2 separate regions of the Homo sapiens genome follow, and region 2 is linked to region 1. Evidence: chromatin contacts called from ENCODE Hi-C or POLR2A ChIA-PET data. All regions are on one chromosome and are shown on one strand. Each heading gives the region's core, a stretch centred on a gene start or an enhancer-like site at or near the end of the contact. The rest is flanking DNA. Distances are from core to core; before and after follow the strand shown.

Evidence for each region. Hi-C counts contacts between places; a loop is a spot of excess contacts on that map. ChIA-PET counts read pairs that join two places held with the same protein, here RNA polymerase II (POLR2A). Pooled maps may share reads with other maps.
Region 2: a loop to region 1 is called in a pooled map, with 3 times the contacts of the local background. The contact joins two enhancer-like sites. A Hi-C loop is called at or near these places in 3 of 50 pooled maps. POLR2A ChIA-PET finds 5 or more read pairs at or near these places in 3 of 52 experiments (GM10248, activated CD4-positive, alpha-beta T cell and activated T-cell).

Annotation. Positions count from the first base shown.
Region 1 is chr1:27,657,451-27,663,475 of GRCh38, forward strand. It overlaps LINC02574 (long intergenic non-protein coding RNA 2574), which reads right to left and starts at 5,272. Exons shown (of 2, transcript NR_151722.1): 1 at 5,227-5,272; 2 at 2,878-3,272. RefSeq lists enhancers at 1,786-2,286, 4,888-5,403, 5,125-5,334, 5,404-5,919 and a silencer at 2,396-2,635. Within about 2 kb of position 1,846, at least 31 of the 41 ENCODE cell types and tissues checked have a DNase peak (open chromatin) inside an H3K27ac peak, as active enhancers do.
Region 2 is chr1:27,883,284-27,888,472 of GRCh38, forward strand. THEMIS2 (thymocyte selection associated family member 2) reads left to right here. Exons shown (of 6, transcript NM_001105556.3): 5 at 2,012-2,168; 6 at 2,584-3,392. The coding sequence ends at 2,639. Among named protein-coding and RNA genes, the nearest start is that of THEMIS2, 13 kb to the left of the region's middle. RefSeq lists enhancers at 312-361, 1,562-1,611. Within about 2 kb of position 1,573, at least 16 of the 41 ENCODE cell types and tissues checked have a DNase peak (open chromatin) inside an H3K27ac peak, as active enhancers do.

The DNA of each region.
Region 1 (6,025 bases), core at 596-3,095:
CACCACACTCGGTCTCCTCTCCGCCCCCTCCCCTTCCCTCCCTTCTCTTCTCTTCTCTTTTTTTTTTTAGACAGGGTCTTGCTCTGTTGCCCAGGCTGGAGTGCAATGGCTTGATCTTAAGCTTAACTGCAGCCTCAACCTCCTATGCAGAAGTGATGCTCATGCCTCAGCCTCCCGATTAGCTGGAACTACAGGTACATGCCAGGTATGCTCAGCTAATTTTAAAAAATTTTTAGTAGAGGCCAGGCATGGTGGCTCATGCCTGTAGTCCCAGCACTTCAGGAGGCTGAGGCGGGTGGATCACCTGAGGTCAGGAGTTCGAGACCAGCCTGACCAACATGGAGAAACCCCATCTCTACTAAAAAAAATACAAAATTAGCCAGGCATGGTGGTGCATGCCTGTAATCCCAGCTACTTGGGAGGCTGAGGCAGAAGAATTGCTTGAACCCGGGAGGTGGAGGTTGCAGTGAGATGAGACCACGCCATTGCACTCCAGCCTGGGCAACAAGAGTGAAACTCCATCTCAAAAAAAAAAAATTTTTTTTTAGTAGAAATGGGGTCTTGCTATGTTGCTCGGGGTGGTCTTGAACTCCTAGCCTCAAGCAATCATCTCACCTTGGCCTCCCAAAGTGCTGGGATTACAGGTGTGAGCCACCACCACTGCCAACCGATAACTTACATTCTAATGGGGAGACATTAAATACTGCCAAGACAGTATGTGTTCTATATTGCAGAGGCTGGTCATGAACTCCAGCCTCCAACCCATAGAGAAACTGACTTCTAAACTGATTTTTTTTTTTTTTTTTTTTTTTTTTTTTTTTTGAGACGGAGTCTCGCTCTGTCGCCCAGGCTGGAGTGCAGTAGTGCAATCTCGGCTCACTGCAACCTCTGCCTCCTGGGTTCCAGCGATTCTCCTGCCTCAGCCTCCTGAGTAGCTGGGACTACAGGTGCATGCCACCATGCTCGGCTAATTTTTGCTATTTTTAGTACAGATGGGGTTTTGCCATGTTGGCCAGGCTGGTCTTGAACTCCTGACCTCAGGTGATCCGCCCACTTTGGCTTCCCAAAATGCTGGGATTACAGGCATGAGCCACCACACCTGGCCCTAAACTGAGATTTTTTTTTTTTGAAGGATAAATACAAGTTAAATAGGGAAGGGAAGAGTGTTTAGGTCTGAGAGAAAAACAGGTGCAAAGGCTCAGAGGCGAGAGAGACATGTATTTTCAAGCAGCTGAAAGTTCAACGTGGGCAGAGGGAAGGAGGCAAGGAGGGGAGTGGCTGCGCTGAGTGAGGTCAGCAGTCACTCACCAGTCCTCAGCTGAACTGAGACCCACCTTAGGGGTCAGGATCCATCCTCTTCCATGATGATCAGGGATGAGGAGTTAGCCAGGTAAAAGGTGTGAGGGGATGGCTCAGGGAAGAAGTGATCCCAGCAGAGGTTTGTGTCACTGGGAGAGAGGAAAGACAGCTGAAAGTTGAGTCTGGCTATAGCCTGCCTGGGGGCTTGGCTGAGAAGAGAGACCTTGGTATTGTGGCCTGTGGGTCTTGCCAAGTGGCCTGAGGGCCATACGGAGCCTCTGAATGGTTTTGTGCAGGGGAGTGACTCAACCTTGGTAGGAACATGCAGGAAGGTTGTCCTGGGATGCCCTTTAAGGTCTCAGCAGACTGAAACCTCAAAGAGCCTCTGGGGAGCCCAGCCATCTTAGGCACAACCTCATTCGAGCCATCAGGGAGGATGAGAAAACTCACTTGTCAGAGGAACCTTAGAGAAGTCAAGAGACAAGGCTGGAGGGCCCTGAGCTGGGGGGTGGGGAGCATGGGGAAAGAAGAGGGTGAGGGCTCAGAAAGGCAAGAGCCCCGACACCAGGAGGCGGTGCCTGCTCTTAGCTTGCCACGGACTCCATGATTCAAGAAGGCCTGGCCCCCAGGACCCTGGGACTAGAAAGGCAATTGACTCATCCTAGGATGGGGGAAGCCTGGCCCCGGAGGTTAAGTGAAATTGCTCTAAGACACAGAGCACATCAGCGGCAGGATCAGGAAGAAACTAGTAACCCTGGAGCACCTAGCACCAGCACCCCTAGTGCAGGGTACTTCATACCTCGCATCATCTAACGCAGGTGTCGCTTCATTTTACAGATAAGCGGACTAACGTCCACAAGTCATGGACTCCTGTTCTGGGTCACACAGAGTTAGGGCTAAGAAACCAGGTCTGCAGGCGCCTAGTTTCCCGCAGTTCTTCTGGGTCTGAGTTTGGGGTGGTGGGGAAGAGGCGAGCGTGTCAAGGAGGGTGAGAGGGAGGGTGGGGCTGTGTTTCTGGGACTTTCCTCGCTGAGGTCAGAGGCACCGAAATAGACGCGCTGCAGCGAGCGCCCGGAGGCCCGGTCACACCCTGTGCCCGGCCCGCCGCGGGGAGCGGTCCAGCCGCAGCGCACGAGCCCTCCGCCGTCCCACTGCCCCCCGGAACCGCGCGAGCCTCGCAAACCGCTCGGCGCCCAGTCTCCACCTCGCCGGCTTCATGAACGTGCCCCGGGAGACCCCGACGCCCTGAAGCCGGCGCGGCCGCCCCACCGCCCCACCGCCCCACCGCCCCACCGCCGTCTGCGCGAACGCCGGGCCTCCCCCTCCGCCCATCGCTGCCACCATCTCTACTCCGACGGCTGCGGCGGTGGGTGTGGCCACCGCGCTTGCCAATCAGGAAGTGAGGGCCGGCTCCGGACGCGCCCCGCTGTTACGTCACTCCGACGGCCCCGGATGCCCCGCCCAGTGGCCTTGCCTGGGAAAGGCGACTGGGGCACCGGTGGGTGCGGACCCTCAAAGGGTGAAAATAATTCCCGTGTGAATTGCGCGCATTATAACTGCTCTAAGAAATGCAGCCAGGGCATTTTAAAATGTATTTTTTCAATCACTCCTCTTCCAGCCATTTATCCGTCCGTCTGTATGTATGTCTATCCAGTCAGCCAAAGTAATTGGGTGCCTCCTGAGTGCCAGGCGCTGTGCTGGGTTCTAGCTATAAAGAGAGATGAACCCTCTGCTTGTCCTCAGGGAGCTCATAATCTAGGGCGGAAGCCTGATGGTAACAAATGCTCATGCCATCGTTTTCATTGCAGTCATGATTCATTCTGGGACGGTGAGATACAGGCTGCTGCAATAACCAGGTGTCTAACTTGGATTGGGGCTCAGGTCCCTGTAGAAGTTACATCGAGCCGACTCCTGAAGCAACAAGTGTTCCAGGCAGAGGGAAGAGCTTGTGCAAAGGCAATGAGGCTAGCAGGCTGGAAAATAAGGGAAAGGAAACTGAGTGAGATGAGGCTCTGGAGGTTTACGGGAGCGAATTATTTAAGACCTTGGAGGCCATAGTAAGGAAATAGAATTTTCTTCTAAGTGCTGTGGGCAGTCACTGGGTACTTAGTGTTTTAAAATCTCCCTACCTCTGTGTGGAGAATAGACAGGAGTGGATACGGGAGTAAGAGTGGACACAGGGACACCTAGGAGGTGCCCTCCAGCATGGAAGGTAGTAAGCTAGATGAGAGGGAGGCTACTGTGGGTGGGACATGAACAGATTCAATAAATAATTAGAAGATACAATCCTCAGGCAGGTGGGTTGATGGATTGAATATGGGGGTGGGTGAGGCAGAGGGAGTTAAGATTAAGTCATTCATTCATTGGACAATTATTTATTGAGCCCCTCTAGATGCCAGGCACTGTTCTACAGAGGCAGACTCTCTGGGTTCAAATCCTTGTCCTGTCACTTGCTAGCTGCTTGCCTTAGGGAAATTATTTAACCTCTCTGTACCTTGATCTCTTCATCTGTAAAATGCGGATCCTAAGAACACCCGAGAGAATTATTGTAAGGATGAAAAGAGTTAATATATGTAAAACTTTGGACCTGGGTGTTTGGAGCTGGGCTCTGAGGCTGAGGACTGGGACTTGGGTACTTGGGGTTGGGTACCCGGGCCTACTTCTTGGAGTCACCAAGACTCTATGTCTTTACTGGCTTTATACAGAAAATTAAAAGAGTGACATGGAGAGCAAGCTGTTCCCACACCGTGAGTGAGACACAGGTATCCATACAATTTTAAGCTCTCAGATGATTCCAAGGGGCAGACAAGTTGGCAATTACTATGGTAGAGAGAAACAAGGAGGCAATTTTAAAGTAGGTGGTCAGGGAGGGCTTCTCTGAGGAGGTGACATTTGAGTGAAGACCAAAGAGTGCAGAAGGAGCCATCACTGAAAAGTTAGGGGGAAAAGCCTTTGGGAAGGTGTCTGGCCTAGGCACCGGCATGCCTGGAGGTGTCTTTGGCCCAAGTGTGAAAGACTGAAGGAGAAATGGGCTTAGTTTGGTGGGTTCCAAGGATAGTGATCATGGCTGAGTGAAGACCCCTACCCCTTCTGCAGATCAGAACCTGGAGCAGTTAAACCACGCTGTGCCCTGGTAGCTGTGGGTGCTGGGAGGCAAGCTCTACTGGTTCATCAAGAATTTGTGGTCAGGCTGAGGCAGGCAGATCACCTAAAGTCAGGAGTTCAAGACCAGCCTGGCCAACATGGCGAAACCCCGTAGCTACTAAACATACAAATATTAGCCGGGCATGGTGGCACGCACCAGTAATCCCAGCTACTCGGGAGGCTGAGGCAGGAGACTCGCTTGAACCCGGGAGGTGGAGGTTGCAGTGAGCCGAGATCGCACCATTGCACCATTGCCCTCCAGCCTGGGTGACAGAGCGAAACTCCATCTAAAAAAAAAAAAAAAAAAAAAAAACTAGCTGGATGTGGTGGTCCATGCCTGTGGTCCCAATTGGGAGGCTAAGGTGGGAGGATCACTTGAGCCCAGGAGGTCAAGGCTGCAGTGAGCCGTGATTGTGCTACTGCACTCCAGCCTGGGCGACAGAGCAAGACCCTGTCTCAAAAAAAAAAAAAAATCTCTCCTGTGGGCCCATGCCATTTGTTCACACAGATAATGAACCAGTGGGCCTCTGCCAGCTTCTGACTTGGCACTGGACGTTTCTCTGGGAACTGGTGCTTGGAGCGGGGAAATGGGGGCTGGATTTCTGGGACTGGGTTCTGAGGCTGGGGACTGGGACTTGGATACTGGGGGGTAGGTGCTTGGACTTGCTTTTTGGAATAACCAAGGCTCCATTTCTTTACTGGCCTCTACAGATGAGCCTGTTCCCTAACCTGACTATCCTTTCTGTGGCTTCACGGCACAGAACTTCACAAGTGTGACCTTACCTTGTCTCAGCTGTCTGTTCCATGGAGACCCAGAAAGAGGGAAAGAGAAGGCTGCTCTGGACCTGTTCATGGGGCCTTCCTGGGACCCCTTTTCCGCCCGCTAAGCCAGGAAGCCTATGCTCCCTCATCTTCCACCCCTCCCCCAGCCATCTGCTTAAAGGAAGTGGCTCCTCTGTTCTTCACAGGAAGCCACAGGCCTCCCCTGCCTCGGCAGCCTCCAGCTACTGTTGCCCCAGACCCTCGGCTGGCCCAGACCCCCCTTTCCAGGCAGAATCTAGTGATGCCCAGTTCCCAGCATCCCCCTCTGCTGCCCAGCCAAGAAGTGCGTGTGGTGTGCTCCTCTCGTTAACTTTCATCCTTGTGACTTGGGTCTGGGAGCGCAGGCAGTGAGCCTGGAGGTGAGACCTGACTACAGGAGTTTGGAGATCCCCAAGTTGTAGGACTGAGGACTTGAAGGGAAGAGGAGGTGGGCCCTGGAGGGATTCTCTGATGGACCACTCTTGTGAGCTTCAGTAGCTCCTGCTGCTGAGCAGGGGCGAGGTCTATTCATTTCCGTCTCTATTTAACCCTGGTTGCCTGCCCCAGAGAGGGCTGTTGGTAATCGTGGAGCTGCTAAAGGCTGATGAGGGCTGATGGAGTCCAAGATAGGACTGTACTGCCACCTGGTGGTCAGATCCGCACATAGCACCATGAAATTGTGAGAGCCCCTGCCGGGAGAGTGGTGATTCAAGGGTATGGGGGACCTGGAAGGCCCTTAAAGAACAAGGAAATCCCTAAAGTATTTTATTTAAGAGCAAGA
Region 2 (5,189 bases), core at 323-2,822, 230 kb after region 1:
TTAATAAGTGGGAGGACTGAACTTGGCCATGGACAGTCTAACTCCAAGTTCATGGTGCTTTCCTCTCTCCACTACTGCTGCCTTCACTCCCTAGTTCGAGCCTCATCATTTTTCTCCTAAACTACTTCAGCAGGCTCTTACAAAAGCTGTCAGAAAGGCCTCCTAACTCCTTTCTTAGTCATTGATGGACCTCAGCTCCATCTTCTGGAACCTTCTGTGGCTGCCCATCATCATGGGATGATGCAAACCCCTTAACATGGCATCCAGGGTCCTTTATAAGCTGACTTGTCGCACCTCCCCGACCCATCTTCCTCCACTCACTCTGCTGTCCACGCTCCAGCGAGAGAAATGCCCGCAGCTCCCTCATGGCGCCGGGACTCCTGCTCCAGAGCCCCACACCCAGGCCTTCTGCCAGCAGTGTTCTTCCTCCTTCAGGCTCACAGGCAAGGTGGGACTCGGATTTCTCACTCAGCAGCGGTGGTCCTGCCTCCTCTTCTGTGCTCCCACTGCACGCTCTACGTAGCTCAGGACAGGTTGTTTTTAGTGAGTCCTACCTGAGTCTCTGGCTGAAAAGAGTTCTGTCGGGGCAGGGACCTTACCTGCTCCAAGGCCAGAGAGGACCTGCTAAACGGGGCCAAACAGAATCACAGATGAGCGGGAGAGAGCCAGGCATGGGGTCAGAAAGACTAAGTTTACGTTCCGGTTCACTTACTCTGCCTGTGCTGGGTACTCCTCCGAGCGTCCTTTTTCTCACCAGTAGACCTGTGATATCCTCTGCAGCTGCTTTCTGTGACCTGCTTACTCTGTGGCAGGCCCCTGATATGCTTTGTCCCAACCAATTCTCACAGTGCTTCTGAGTTACACACCGGTGTCCTGCTTCACAGTTGAGAAGGTGAGAGGCACAGAGAGGTCAAATAGTTTACCTGAGATCACACAGCCAACAAGTGGCAGGGCCAGAGCTTGCAATTGGGTCTGACCACACAGCCTGAGCTTCTAACTACCGTGGTCTGCTGAGAACGGGAGGGGATGAGACAGATCAAAAGTCCTTTACTATCCCCAGCTCTTGTTTTGGGATCTTGGGTGACTCGTATTTAATCACGTGTGGTAGGCAGCAGGTGGCAGTGGAAATTACAAGATGACTCCTGAGTGGTCTCAGCCCCAGCAGGGGCTTTTATCTGTGGCGTGAGCGTGGGAAGTCATTTTCTGACAATGGCTGGACTGAAACATCCGAAACACAGGCCTTGTGCCAGTGCTGAAAAGGGTACTTTCCAGAACCGACAGACCTTAGCCCGTGTCTTGGCTCCCAGTGGAGGGACTCTGGGCCCGGTCACTGCTGTCGCCCTGGAACCACAACTTTTCCCCTCTGTGCGTTGGAATCTTGGTGCTGATCAGGGAGCTGTGCCGCACACTCTGTAAAGCGTGGTGGGGCGCCAAGACCTCTGCCTCTACAGGTCACAGGCGTGGCTCTGGGTCCAAACCTTGGCCCTGCTGTGGATCCCCGTGTGACCTTTGACAAGGCACACTTTCTCTCCTACATAAACTGGGAATTGAAACCACTCAGAGGGTAACTTGAGGATTAAAGAGCAGACGTCATGTAGCATCTGGCACATGGGGGAACGCAATGGAAGTCCTCTTTCTTCTGGGCCACCTCAGCTCAGGCGTCGTCACAAGGCTTTGTGGCTCCTTTCTTACGGTATCCCCACTTTGCTTTTTTCCCCTTCAGCAAGAGAATTAAAGGACATTGACCAAATTCCTAAGTGGAAAATCCCAGGAACACCCTGTCTCCAACCCCCAACCCTATCCTCATTTTCTACCCTGATCCCTTTCTCCCTTGCCAGAGAATATTTCACATGCATGTAGCAAAAACACCAGGGGTCTTGAGAGGTCATAGCCTGAAAAGGAAGTAGAGAGAGAAGCAGAGGAAGTGACACTTAACGTGAATGACCGTTTTTCATGGACTCTGCTTCCCCATTTCTTGAGACCCTGATGATTTCTGCTTTTTCTCCCAAAGTCTTCTCAAGTCTTAGGATTGCAGCAACACGCTCGGCTGCCCAAACCCAAGGCGAAGACCTTGCCAGAGTTCATCAAGGATGGCTCCAGTACGTACAGCAAGATTCCTGCCCACAGGAAGGGCCACAGGCCCGCTAAGCCCCAAAGGCAGGATCTAGGTGAGTCCCTGTGGGCGCTGCTCACCCTTGTCCTTGTGTCTCCCCTCCCTACCTTGCTGCTTCCTTTGCCTCTGGTGGCCCTGTCCAGGGACAGACCCTTCTATGGTCCCAGTTTGATGGACAGGCCTCTATGGGGTGGGCTCAGGTAGAAAGGTTCCTACTGTCTTTCCCATGGGCTCTAGGGCTTTGGCAAGGAAAATGAGTTCAGTCCCCAACATACTACCCTCCCTGCAGCATACAGGAAAATGAAAGGGTTGCAAAGTGTTGAGACAGAACAAATCGTGGTTTCTAGGCTAGCAAAGACCGTAGGGCATCCAGGCCACCTCTTTCCCTGCACAGATGAGGAAACTGCCCTACAGAAGGGAAGGAACTTGCCTAACGCTAAAGATCCTCATTGACTCGGACTCTTTTGCAGATGATGATGAACATGATTATGAAGAAATACTTGAGCAATTTCAGAAAACCATCTAAGTGCTGGAGGAACCACGCTTCCTAACTGCTGCTTCTCAGGGAATCCGACACCAGCCAACCATTTTAAGCCTCTAAAAGACCTCGGGCAAGTCTCACAGAAACTGAGCTGCAGACGGGGAGTAGCTTTGTGGAAACTGATTTGATGGACACTGCACCAGCTTCCTTCAGGTTCTAGATTCTTGCTACTTAGGGCGGGCTGGTTTGGACCTAACATCTCGCACGTGACTCCCTCAGCCTCAGAGCCTTGGGATGCAGAGCAGCTGGCAGGGTTCCTCTCAATCCTGCAACCCCAGCTGTCCCACCGGTGGATGCAGAGGGGAATCCGAGGCCATCAACCTTGGTGACAGCAGCGCAGTGCCAATGCTGATCACACTGCATGGGAGATTTTGTTAACGTCTGCCACCCCCACTCTCACCCCCAAGCTCTAAGCCCCCGGGAGGCCTGGACTGTCTTCCTCATCTCTGTAGCACCAAGCCTGATAGATCTGTATATGGTAAACAGGGGTTTAACCACATGTGGTTAACATGGATTAATGTGGGAACTTGGCTTCAAGAACACAACCTTAGGACCTTGGGCCCCAAAAGCTGGTGGTGAAATGAGGAGGAGCCAATTTAAGAAGACCCTTATGGAGACCTGAGGCTGCAGAAACTGGTAGGTTTCATCAGGTGGTTAAAGTCGTCAAAGTTGTAAGTGACTAACCAAGATTATTTCATTTTAAAACCATAGAATAAAAATGACACCTGAGCTTCTCTATGAATGAGAACGGTATCATTTATTAAATTCTGACTGCGTGCCAGGCACTTACAAACCATATCCAAATCCTCAACTTTCCAGAATGCCTGATTTTAAAGATTAGGGAACAGGCTGCATGGTCAAGTACCTTAGGACGCTGACAAGTTGCAGTTAAGGGTGAGGACCTGGAAAGTATGAGACTGGGTTAGGATCCCAGCTTGCTACCTACCAGCCAGGGCTATGAGCAAGTTATTTTAACCTAAGTTTCAGTTTTTTGACATGTCAGATGAAACTATAGTTACTACCCCAGAAGACTGACTGTTTTAAGGATCAAATGAGATAATCTTTGTAAACCATTTAGTACAGTGCCTAGCACATAGTAAACATTCAACAAACATGCATCATTATTGAGCAAGATCGTGTAGCTGTTCTGTCTCCAAAGCCTATACTCTTTCCACCCCTCCACAATGTTTCCTAGTCACGGAATACATCCCAGTGTTAAAAATATACCATATCCCTAGACTGTGGAGATAGAGTATACTGACTGGTTGGTGGGCCTCCCTGTCTTTAGTGGAGATAATACAAGCCTTTGTCCGTGCAGAGACTAACCCAGTTTTCAGAGGCAGTCAAGGCCCGTTCAGTGAGACAAGACCACAGGCCACATTTCCTCTAAGTAGTGGGACTTTGGTTTATGGACTGATGCGGTCACAGACAGCAAAGGCAGGAAACAGACAAAGAGATGAACTGAGACTCCAGCTGAGATGGGAGCCTAAAGAGGGTGAGATGCCCACTTCCTGGTTTCTAGGCATCGCCCCTGGGTGTGTCCTTCCTTTGCTTAACATCTCCCTGGGCTGCCTGGACTCGCTGCACTTTTTAGCCTCCAGGCCTCCATACTCCAGCATGGAGTTCTCCAGGTGACTACTGAGTGGCTCCTACAGGCTGCTGGGCCAGTCACCAGGATCTGACATCCCATCCTCATCTGCCCACCAGCTCCCATGCCCTTCTCCAGAGAAGTCAACCTGCGCTGCAAAGGAGGACCCTGAGGAAGAGAGTACCATAGGGAGAAGCAACAGGCAAGAAAGTCAGACAGAAAGTTCCTCCTTGGCACAGAATCCGGAGGGGCTAGGGTGATGCACAAAATGCCAATAGTTTTCATTTCCACATTTGCATTTACTCTTGGCACAAAATTGAGCAAGATGAGTAACAAAGCCACAAAAGCAGGGGTAAAAGAGGGCTACCAGTTCCTATAAAATGGGCTGAGTAGGCCAGGTGCAGTGGCTCACACCTATAATCTCAGCACTTTGGGAGGCCGAGGCAGGTGGATCATGAGGTCAAGAGATCAAGATCATCCTGGCCAACATGGAGAAACACCATCTCTACTAAAAATACAAAAAAATTAGCTGGGCGTGGTGGCATGTGCCTGTACTCCCAGCTACTTAGGGGGCTGAGGCAGAAGAATCGCTTGAACCCGGGAGGTGGAAGTTGCAGTGAGCCAGGATCGCGCCACTGCACTCCAGCCTGGCGAAAGAGTGAGACTCCGTCTCAAAAAAAAAAAAAAAAAGAAAAAAAAAAAAGGGCTGAGTAGCCAAATGCTGCAGTGAGAAAAATTTCACAGCAGCGAACGCTGGGCTTGAAAGCCACACCTGTGACTGTTTTCTCTTGTTTGTTGAGATGAAGTCTCTCTCTGTGGCCCAGGCTGCAGTGCAGTGGCACCATCTCGGCTCACTGCAACCTCCGCCTCCCAGGTTCAAGTGATTCTCAGACTTCCAAGTAGCTGGGACTACAGGTGTGTACCATACCCAGTTAATTTTTGTATTT